Linked DNA regions of Mus musculus: all the other regions are linked to region 3. A link is a contact called in ENCODE Hi-C or POLR2A ChIA-PET data. All regions are on one chromosome and are shown on one strand. Each heading gives the region's core, a stretch centred on a gene start or an enhancer-like site at or near the end of the contact. The rest is flanking DNA. Distances are from core to core; before and after follow the strand shown. Region 1 holds the start of Lasp1 (LIM and SH3 protein 1). Region 2 holds the start of Psmb3 (proteasome (prosome, macropain) subunit, beta type 3). Region 3 holds the start of Cwc25 (CWC25 spliceosome-associated protein).

Region 1 (2,849 bases), core at 350-2,849, 33 kb before region 3:
CCGGGAGGGTGTGCGGGGGATGTCCAAAGGTTCCTAAGAAGGAACTAACCCTAGCCCGGAGAAACAAAGTATCCTTTTCCAACAAAACTAGATCGCCTCATTGAGGCGCCTGCTTCTGTCCAGTTCAGCCATAAACGTGGAGAATGAGATCCAGCTTGGAGAGCCAGGTACAACGTATCTATGAGGAGCCAAAAGGCTTCCCTGCAGAGGGGGTCACAAGAGAAGAAACGGGTTGTCTTAGACTTTATGGGGTTCAGAACAAGGCAGAAGGGTCCCATCTCAAACTGTACCGGAAACACCCAGATCTACCCTTCAGTCCCCCTTGCAAAAGTGTAATGGCAAACAGATGATCGGGTCCAGCCTGGGCCGGGGGATGCGTAAGAGCCCCTAGGGGCCAGCTGATTTCCAGAAGGCTACCCCCCTCCTCTTAAAAAACTCCTTTTCGTCTGCTTCCTCAGAACTCGGCCAATCCCACCCTCCATCGGAGAAAACAGCTCTGAAAAGTTAGCTCTTTGTTCTCTAAGCTGGTCTCCAGGCTGAGCACAATTTCAGATCTCCAAGAAGCGTCCTCCCCACTCCCTACCCCGCCCAGCTCCGACTGGGCAGCCGATCACCCGGAGTGGCTTGCAATTTGAATTGGGGGTTGGGGAAGCTATGAAGGAGGTCTGCGGGTTCCCCAACCACAAAAAAAGCAAGGAGGGGACCAGCAGGTCGTTCAAAAAGAGGGGGTCTCGCAGTGAGATTCCGGCGCTGCCCCTAAATCCCTTTCACCACAATTGACACTCGCTGGACGAAGGACCCGACGCAGCTTCCAAGCCAGGAAGCCAGGCTACCGGCAGCCCAAGCCGGGCGGGTAGCGCCGGCCCCAGCCTCCGCCCCGCCCCCGCCGCCCCCTCCCCCCAGCGCCCCGCGCTTCCGCCTACTTGGCGCTGGCCGCCGCGGGGAAAGGGAGCGGCCGTCTCCCCTCTCACTCCCGGCCCGGGGGGCGGGACTGCACCTCTAACCTCCTGCACACACCCGGGGAACCCGGTTCCCTGGTGCTCTTCCGCCCTTCCTTCCAGCCCTCCTAACCTCGATGCACAGAGGCCACCCATCTCCAGCGGTGGCTGCTCACCACCTCGCCTTGGACCTCCCAGGTTCCAGACTGGGGTCTGTCCCCACACCCCAAGTCGCCTCCCGCCTTCCTTACCTGCTCTGGGGAGCGCAGGGAAGAGCCCGCAAAGACCCGGCCCCTCTTTCCTCCCCTGATGGAGAGCTGCACTAGCACTGGCTAGCTCGCAGCGCCCGGTACCCGAGCTCACCTTATCCAGACAGTTCACCTTCTCCGTGGGGTACACGATCTTGCCGCACCGGGCACAGTTAGGGTTCATGGTTCCGGGGAAAGACTGGGGCGGGGACGCCCGTATTCGCGCGCGTTCCCTTTTCCTTGGGCGAGCTGGTGGGAGGCGGCGGCTGCAACTGTGCAGGCGACGGCGACTGGAACTGGGGAACTGGCCTCCGCCTCCGCCCTCCTTCCCCTAATAAACACAGTGGGGAGGAGGGGCTGCACTGGCTAGGGCGGGGACGCGCCTCGGGCGCGGAAAGAGGCGCGCGCGACCAGGCGCGCTCCCCGGGCGACGTGGGGCTGCGTGGGGGCGGGTTCCAGGGAGGACTGCGGGACGGGAGTGCAGGAGCCCCTGAGCTCTCGGGGTGCACGTGCCCCTGGGCTCCGCGACCGAGGACGGGCCCGGGCCATGGCCCTTCCCGCGCTGGAGAAACAGACGCGAGTGTGGCAGAGCCCGATTTCCCATGAGAGGGGGCAACCCCACGCACCCGACGATGGTGGGGATAGTACAGATTCTCTAGACTGGGGGACTTTCCTTAAACCCGTGGGTCCCCAGCATCAACCTGCGGGGAAACCACCCCTTGCCCCGCCCCGCCCCCCAGCTAGTTCCCTTCCCGCCCACATCCTCTCCCACATAGGTACCTGTCCCTTTCCCTTTGGACTCAGCACCTCCGTACGTTCACCCTCCCCGCCCCTCTGCGCTGCAGCTTTCCCATGGATTCTTCGGATTCAGGCATCCTCTGCTTTCAGCTTGGCCGCCTTTGCTCTTCCATTCTTTTCTCTTGCCCCTATTCTACCTGTGTAGCAGCTGCGACAGCATCTTAAGACTGAAAAGAGATTGCTTCAAGCTGCGCGTCGGTGCGGGGGTATAGCTCAGTGGTAGAGCATTTGACTGCAGATCAAGAGGTCCCTGGTTCAAATCCGGGTGCCCCCTCAGAGTCTTTTCCTCTCTTCAATGACAATAAAAATACGTTTCAATACAAGTATGATCTTGATTCGACCCTGGGTCATTAAAACAGGTAAAAAGATAAAGGCCACTCCTCCTTTTAAATCTGAGCAGAAAAGCCTTCGTTTTGCCTCGTACCAAGCAGAAGTTGCACGACTTTATTTGATTGGCGCCAGAGTCCTGGAGATTTCTGCCCATGGTATGCTTGTGAATTTGAATTGGATTGTTCCACACTTTGGGTTCGGAAGCCAAGGTCACTCCCCAGGTTGACGGTGTGTGTCCGTTGAGGGTCAAGGGTCAATCAAAAAAGGGAAACTTGCGGACATAGCCCTTCTCCAACCTAAGCTTTCCTTTCCCTTTTTCGTTTCATTCTATGATCCTTATTATTCTATATCCTCACGTTTCATTGTGACTTGGTGACGTGGACCGAGTAAAAGCGCTCCGAGACCGTGAAACCGGGAGGAGCACTCGTCAGCTCCCTTCACTGCAAAAGAACAAGACCCCAAAGCCAAGTAATATAAATGAATGCAGTGGTTTTCACAACTTGTGCGTGCTCTAGAGTGACCTGGGGGAGGGGGG
Region 2 (3,167 bases), core at 594-3,093, 63 kb after region 3:
AAGTTCAATTCCCAGCCCCTACAAAGCACCTCACAACTACAGTTCTGGGCAAACCCAACACCCCTTTCTGGCCTCCTGGGGGCACAACATGAAGCTGGTGCGCAGACAGACATGTGGTCAATCATCCATACATATAAAATAAATCTTTTAGATATTAATAGTAATAACAATACAGAACATGAGGGCTTGGGTTTGAGGATGTAACTCAATAGCATATCATGTGCTTAAGCTTTCAAAATCCTGGTTTCAATTTCTAGTACCAGGGTTGGGGGTCAGGGCAAGACTTGACTCTTGACCTCGATGCTCAGTGAATCAATGAATGAGTCTTTCTTCAGCAACTCACAGCATCCCATCCTTGAGATGGTGGGATGGGTCAGTGGGCAGTAACACCTACGCCAGGCCTAAGCAGCTCAATGCCTGGAACCACATGATGGAAAGGCAAAACCAACTTCTGCAAGCTGTCCTCTGACCTTCACACAGGGCTGTGGAACCCGGGCATACAAACAATAAAATGATAATAATAATAATAATAAATGTAGAGGCTGGAGAGATGGCTCAGGCATGAAGAGCACTGACTGCTCTTCCAGCTTTCTATCCCCAGCACCCACATGGTGGCTCACAACCACCTGTAATTCAAGCTGGGTCATGAGGGTTGCTGGGGGGGAAGGTTGTCCAACAATCTCTTCTAGCCTCTGCAGTCACTGCACACATGTGGTGCACAGACACACATACACGTAAAATAATAATCAATGAATTGTGTTTTTAAAGTTCCCACCACCAACCACAGCGATCAGAACCAGCACACTGGGGCCATCACAGACAACCCGTTTCCCCTCTCAGACCCTCCCATCACTCAAATCACATAAGCACTGTCAACTAGGTAAGTAAAGTGGGCAGTTAAAACCCAACAGCTCATCATGGTTAGTTATCGTTCGGTATGTCTGCTTTGCCAGCCGCCTACTGGTTTAGCGAGTGCCCACGGTCTTTAGAAAGACCTACAGTAGGATTCTGGCTGACGTTCATTACTGTGCATCTTGAAGGAAGGTCTCAATTTTTTTTTCAATTGCAGAATGAGACGGCTCGCCAGTAATATTAAGACGGTGATTAAGGGACTCCCTAACAAAAATGCTTCTTCACAAAGAGCAGAGCACAAGGTAATGCCAGAAAAACATAGGTTAGGACCCATCTCCGTAACGCTGTGGTGTTCAGCTGAGTCTCACACTCAATCGTGGCTTTTGGCAGATGGCTGATATCGGGCTGCTCAACGAAGAAACCTGGGTGAAGGTGGGGCTGGAGACACTTACACTGTCTGGACGTCAGTGGCCAGGCCGGCCAGGCCTATGTAGAGCCTGTCACCCATGGGAAAGATCTTCTGGAAGTCCGTGGTCACCATCTGGGCCTGGATCCCGAAACGTCTGTCTGCAGCGATGGCCACACAGTTCTTTCCCTTCATGGCCATGACGGCCCCTCCATTATAGGACATAATAGACTGGGGACAAACAAATCAAGGGGCTCAGTTCGTGGAGCTAAGTGGGACCATAACCTTCACATCAGTTCTGGTCCCCAAAGCTCATATACCCGTGCCCTCCACTCCGGAGGAGCCAGGACGCCAGGAGCTCCAGCCCTGAGATGGGCCCGGTGGGGCACCCAGGAACCGCACTCATCTGCACGGTACTCCCATGTGCATTCTACTGACCACCAGGCTCTCCCCGTCCCGAACCCAAGCACTACTCGTCCTTGCTTTCAGTTCCCATCCCAGACTCCTTTCCTTACTCCCCGATCTCACCATGATTGCGCTGGAGTGGAAGCCCGATCCCCACAGCGTTGCCTGCAAACCGGCTCTGGCTTTCTCAGGGTCAACGCTCTTGCCGAATCCTCCCCATTGGCTGGCGGGCCGACTCGGATTGACTAGTTCAGCTTTCTATTGGACACTCATGCCGTCAGTCACAAATATGCATAGTTTGGTTGAGACACCAAAACGGAGGTATGGAAAGCGGAAAGTGAAAAGTCACTGTGAGTGCGGAAGAGCCTACGGTCCGGGGCATGTTGGGATCTTGGCGGACCTGGAGTTCGGGCCATCCCGTTTAGGGGCGGAGTTTGCAACACGTGGGCTTGGGACAGGCCTTGTGGGGCTGGTGCTGTAAGCAGAGTAGGTAAGCTGGCGCTTACCGTGGTGCTGCAGGAGTTAGGCATTTTACTCAAGCTACCCGACTTCCAGTGTTCATTCACAAATCCTTACTGTTCACCGGGATTTTTGCAGGCGCCAATTAACCTATCGGCACCGAGTATACCGAAGGCGCCCATTCTTTGCAGAATGGGAAGATCGTGCCGAGGGTTCGTGCTAGGAGGGTTTAGTTCCAGAATGGAGCTTTTGTTTTGTTTTACGGGAGTGAGCTACAGGTTGTTCAGCGTTTGGAGTCTCTCACTCCCAATCCCTGCTGGCCGACAGACGTAGCCCTAAGTCTCTGTTCACTCTACAAAGGAACGTTCTGTGCCACATCCTAGACACTGACCGAGGATAGCCTGGGCCAACGGCTCCAGGGCAGCCCAGGTGGGACGTGTGCATCCCTTGCTTTCCCTTCCCTTGCACAACCACTGTTCCCTCCGCCACAGCCTCGATTCGCTGTTCTTCGAGATCAGATTTTGTTCCGCTGGGTTTCTAAGCTACTGTAACTGCTTGCGTCGTGACTGGTCTTGCGCCATATCGGCTCAGTACTATTGACTCGGCTCTCTGCCTCACAAACAACTGTCACCGTCTCTGTGGCGCAATCGGTTAGCGCGTTCGGCTGTTAACCGAAAGGTTGGTGGTTCGAGCCCACCCAGGGACGGTCTCGGCCTTTTTTTTTTTTTTTTAAATCGCAAATGCTCCAAAGCCACATTCGGTACCGAGGTACCAGAAGCAATAATTGTGATACACCAACCCAGATGGTCACTGTATTTAGAAATCCGTCTATGGTCAGTGAATGGATCTATCCCTAACGTCTCCTCACCACCTCTCACTATTCTTTCTCCCAATCAGGATGACAGAAAGGCAAAGCCAAGTTTCTGTCTCACTGCCATGTTTAACAATGCAATTTTCCTTGGATTAAGAATAAATTTTGCTGCGGAGGTTGGACAGCTTCCCATTGTCTGCATCAGTGGACGATAGCAACTTGAAAGAGGAAATC
Region 3 (2,910 bases), core at 87-2,586:
AAGCTGGCCTCAAACTCAGAAATCCACCTGCCTCTGCCTCCCGAGTGCTGGAATTAAAGGCATGTGCCACCACGACCAGCTCGGAGCCAGTGTTCTTAATGGCTGAGCCATCACTCCAGTTCTTTAATTCTAACAACTCAAAAATAAAAACACAAGGGCTGGCGAGATGGCTTGGTGGGTAAGACAACTGACTGCTCTTCAAAAGGTCCTGGTGGCCGGGGGTGGGTGTGGGGGGGTGGGTGGTGGCACACGCCTTTAATCCCAGCACTCAGGAGGCAGAGGCAGGCAGATTTCTGAGTTCGAGGCCAGCCTGGTCTACAGAGTGAGTTCCAGGACAGCCAGGGCTACACAGAGAAACCCTGTCTCTGAAAAACCAAAATAAAAAAGGTCCTGGTGACTCACAAACTCATCCATAATGAGAACTGATACCCTCTTCTGTTGTGTCTAAAGACAGCAACAATGTACTTATTTATATATAAATCTTTTCTTCTTCTTCTTCTTTTCTTTTCTTTCTTTCTTTCTTTCTTTCTTTTTTTTTTTTTTTTTTTTGAGACAAGGTTTCTCTGTGTAGCTCTGACTGTCCTTGGAACTCACTCTGTAGACCAGGCTGGCCTTGAACTCAGAAATCTGCCTGCCTCTGCCTCCCAAGTGCTGGGACCAAAGGCGTGTGCCACTACTGACAGGCCCATAAATAAATCTTAAAAAATAAAAATAAAGACACAAGCTGGCTATAGTTTAGCAAGTCTGTAATTCCAGCATTCTGGTGACAGAAGCAAGTGGTATAGATCTGAGTTCAAGGCCAGCCTGATCTACACTGTCCCCAGATAGCCAGGGTTTTACATAGAAAGACACTGTCTAGGAAACAAAAATAAATAAAATAATAAAAATAGGTATTTCCAGACCAGAATGATCTCAAACTTTGTGCCAGAGCTGGCCAGTTTCCATCTACCAAGCGTGGGAGATGACTGGGGGTGTGCCATGACATCTGGCTTTTGGGATTTTGTTTGATAGCATCTATTTCTATAAAACATGCCGGGAATGAGGGAGCTGGCCGAAAAGCTGGTTTGGAAACCCTGGTGTAGCGGTGAGATGGGGAGGCGGCCTAAGTTGGCAGATACTGAGGTCTTACACTGTCTCGCTTCTACGGCAGAGCCCTGATGCGTTGCCAAGGCAACAGAACCCGCCTATGGCTTTTCAACAGTTGGGGCCAGGGGCTTACGTGAGGCAACCAAAAAGAGGCCACCAAAACTGACGGAGGGTAGAAAGTACTTGCGACTCTAGGTTCACGTAGACTTAGCGCTCATACCAAACGTCATCGAGCCGAGACGCTGACGCAGTCATATGACACCACCCCGGAAGTGCGAGCTAGAGCGGGCGGGGAAAAGGGCAGCTGGTTCCTGTAGGGATTAGGTCCCGAGAGGCCGTCTCTGAACTGTTTCCCTAGGTTTCCTCTCTGCCTTCGCTGAATCTTTCAGGTCCACAGACTGAAGAACCGTCTCCACCATCATGGGAGGCGGAGACCTGGTAAGTGCTAGAGGCCTGGGCAGCGACGACTGAGCCCGAGACCCACAGGCGCCGGGGTGGGGTGAAAGTCGGGGGTAGCAGTCGGTAACCCTGGTAATGAAGTCTTGATTTCAGCACAAGGGGGTGATAAACATGGAGAGGGAGCGGATGGTGAAGCCCACAGAGGGACTGAGATGAGCCTCGGGAAGATGTGCGGCGAGGAATGTTTGCTGTTGTCAGGATTTGCTGATTCGGGGGCTTCCCGGGGGCTCCCAGGAAGTCTAAGGTTAGGGAAGGGACAGTTGAACTCATGGTATGGAAGGAGGTAGATCTTGGGCACGTAGACTTTATTTTGTGTATGTTATCTTCGGACATAGCCTCCCCTGCTCCCCCTTTTTTAGCTAGGAGTTCACAGTTGTATCCTGGACCTGGACTGTTGAAAGGGTGGGCTTCAGTCATTTCCCATCCTGAGCTGTGCCGTTTAGAGGCGTCCATTTCAAATCTTTTCCATCTTTGTTTCCTTCCTTACATCAGTGTTTTGCTTTGATGTGTAGTGAGGAGGCAGCTTTCTTCGGTATCGGTAACACTTTTTTTTTTTTTATGTTAAGTGGCAATTGCTCTTAAGTCCTGTAGTTCGTTTGTGGGGAAGGAATGCCTTAAATAAGGCAGAAATATCCAAGAAGCAGAGAGCTAGATTAGGACACTATTGATCTTCTCAAAGTGAAGGTAATTGAATCAATAAGTACATCAGTTTGGGTATCTGTCCACTAAGCTGAATTTGCCGGGTGTCCTTAATTGGATCAAGTTGCAGGGCTCCATCAAAGTTAGTCTAGTTTAGTATGTGCTTCATGTAACTGTCTATTATGGACAGTGCATTAGTTTACTTCTGTAATAAAACCAAGATCAAAAGCAACTGTCGGAGGAGAAGGCTTCTTGCATCTTACAGGTTATAGCCCATCATTAAGGCAGCTCAAGTTGTAACCCAGAGGCAGGAACTGAAGTAGAAACCATGGAGGGATGCTGCTTACTGGCTTGCTTCTCTTGCCTTACTCAGCTTCCCTTGTTTACACAGGTAGACCACCTACCTAGGGATGGCTCCACCCACAGTGGGCTGGGCCTTCCTCTCTCAGGTCATACTCAAGAACACACACTCACAGACATTCCCACAATCTGATGGAGGCAGTGCCTCAACTGAAGCTGACAACCCAGACTTGCCATCCTTGCCAGGAGACCTGTAATCTGGGTGATTCTGTTGCCTGTGTGGTGGAGTTGTCCTGTAACTTGTATATTCAGCAGCGTCTAGCCACAGGGTGCCCTTAGCACTCTCATGCAATGGTGACATCTGCAAATTTCTCCAGACCCTGGTTGCCATTGGTGCCTTGGGATGGAAAGGAAAATCTATGTAGG

What was found. Hi-C counts contacts between places; a loop is a spot of excess contacts on that map. ChIA-PET counts read pairs that join two places held with the same protein, here RNA polymerase II (POLR2A).
Region 1: POLR2A ChIA-PET joins it to region 3 with 17 read pairs in Patski. The contact joins the promoter of Lasp1 here to the promoter of Cwc25 in region 3. POLR2A ChIA-PET finds 5 or more read pairs at or near these places in 5 of 5 experiments (Patski and embryonic stem cell).
Region 2: POLR2A ChIA-PET joins it to region 3 with 46 read pairs in Patski. The contact joins the promoter of Psmb3 here to the promoter of Cwc25 in region 3. A Hi-C loop is called at or near these places in 1 of 37 maps with a recorded cell type or tissue (left cerebral cortex). POLR2A ChIA-PET finds 5 or more read pairs at or near these places in 3 of 5 experiments (Patski and embryonic stem cell).

Annotation. Positions count from the first base shown.
Region 1 is chr11:97,798,315-97,801,163 of GRCm38, reverse strand. It overlaps Lasp1 (LIM and SH3 protein 1), which reads right to left and starts at 1,599. Exons shown (of 7, transcript NM_010688.5): 1 at 1,302-1,599. The coding sequence starts at 1,370. n-TCgca51 (a tRNA gene) reads left to right here and starts at 2,187; the gene lies at 2,187-2,258.
Region 2 is chr11:97,702,110-97,705,276 of GRCm38, reverse strand. It overlaps Psmb3 (proteasome (prosome, macropain) subunit, beta type 3), which reads right to left and starts at 1,843. Exons shown (of 6, transcript NM_011971.4): 1 at 1,787-1,843; 2 at 1,305-1,489. The coding sequence starts at 1,789. n-TNgtt8 (a tRNA gene) reads left to right here and starts at 2,755; the gene lies at 2,755-2,828. It also overlaps a transcript of Pcgf2 not described here.
Region 3 is chr11:97,765,039-97,767,948 of GRCm38, reverse strand. Cwc25 (CWC25 spliceosome-associated protein) reads left to right here and starts at 1,336. Exons shown (of 10, transcript NM_026186.4): 1 at 1,336-1,524. The coding sequence starts at 1,507.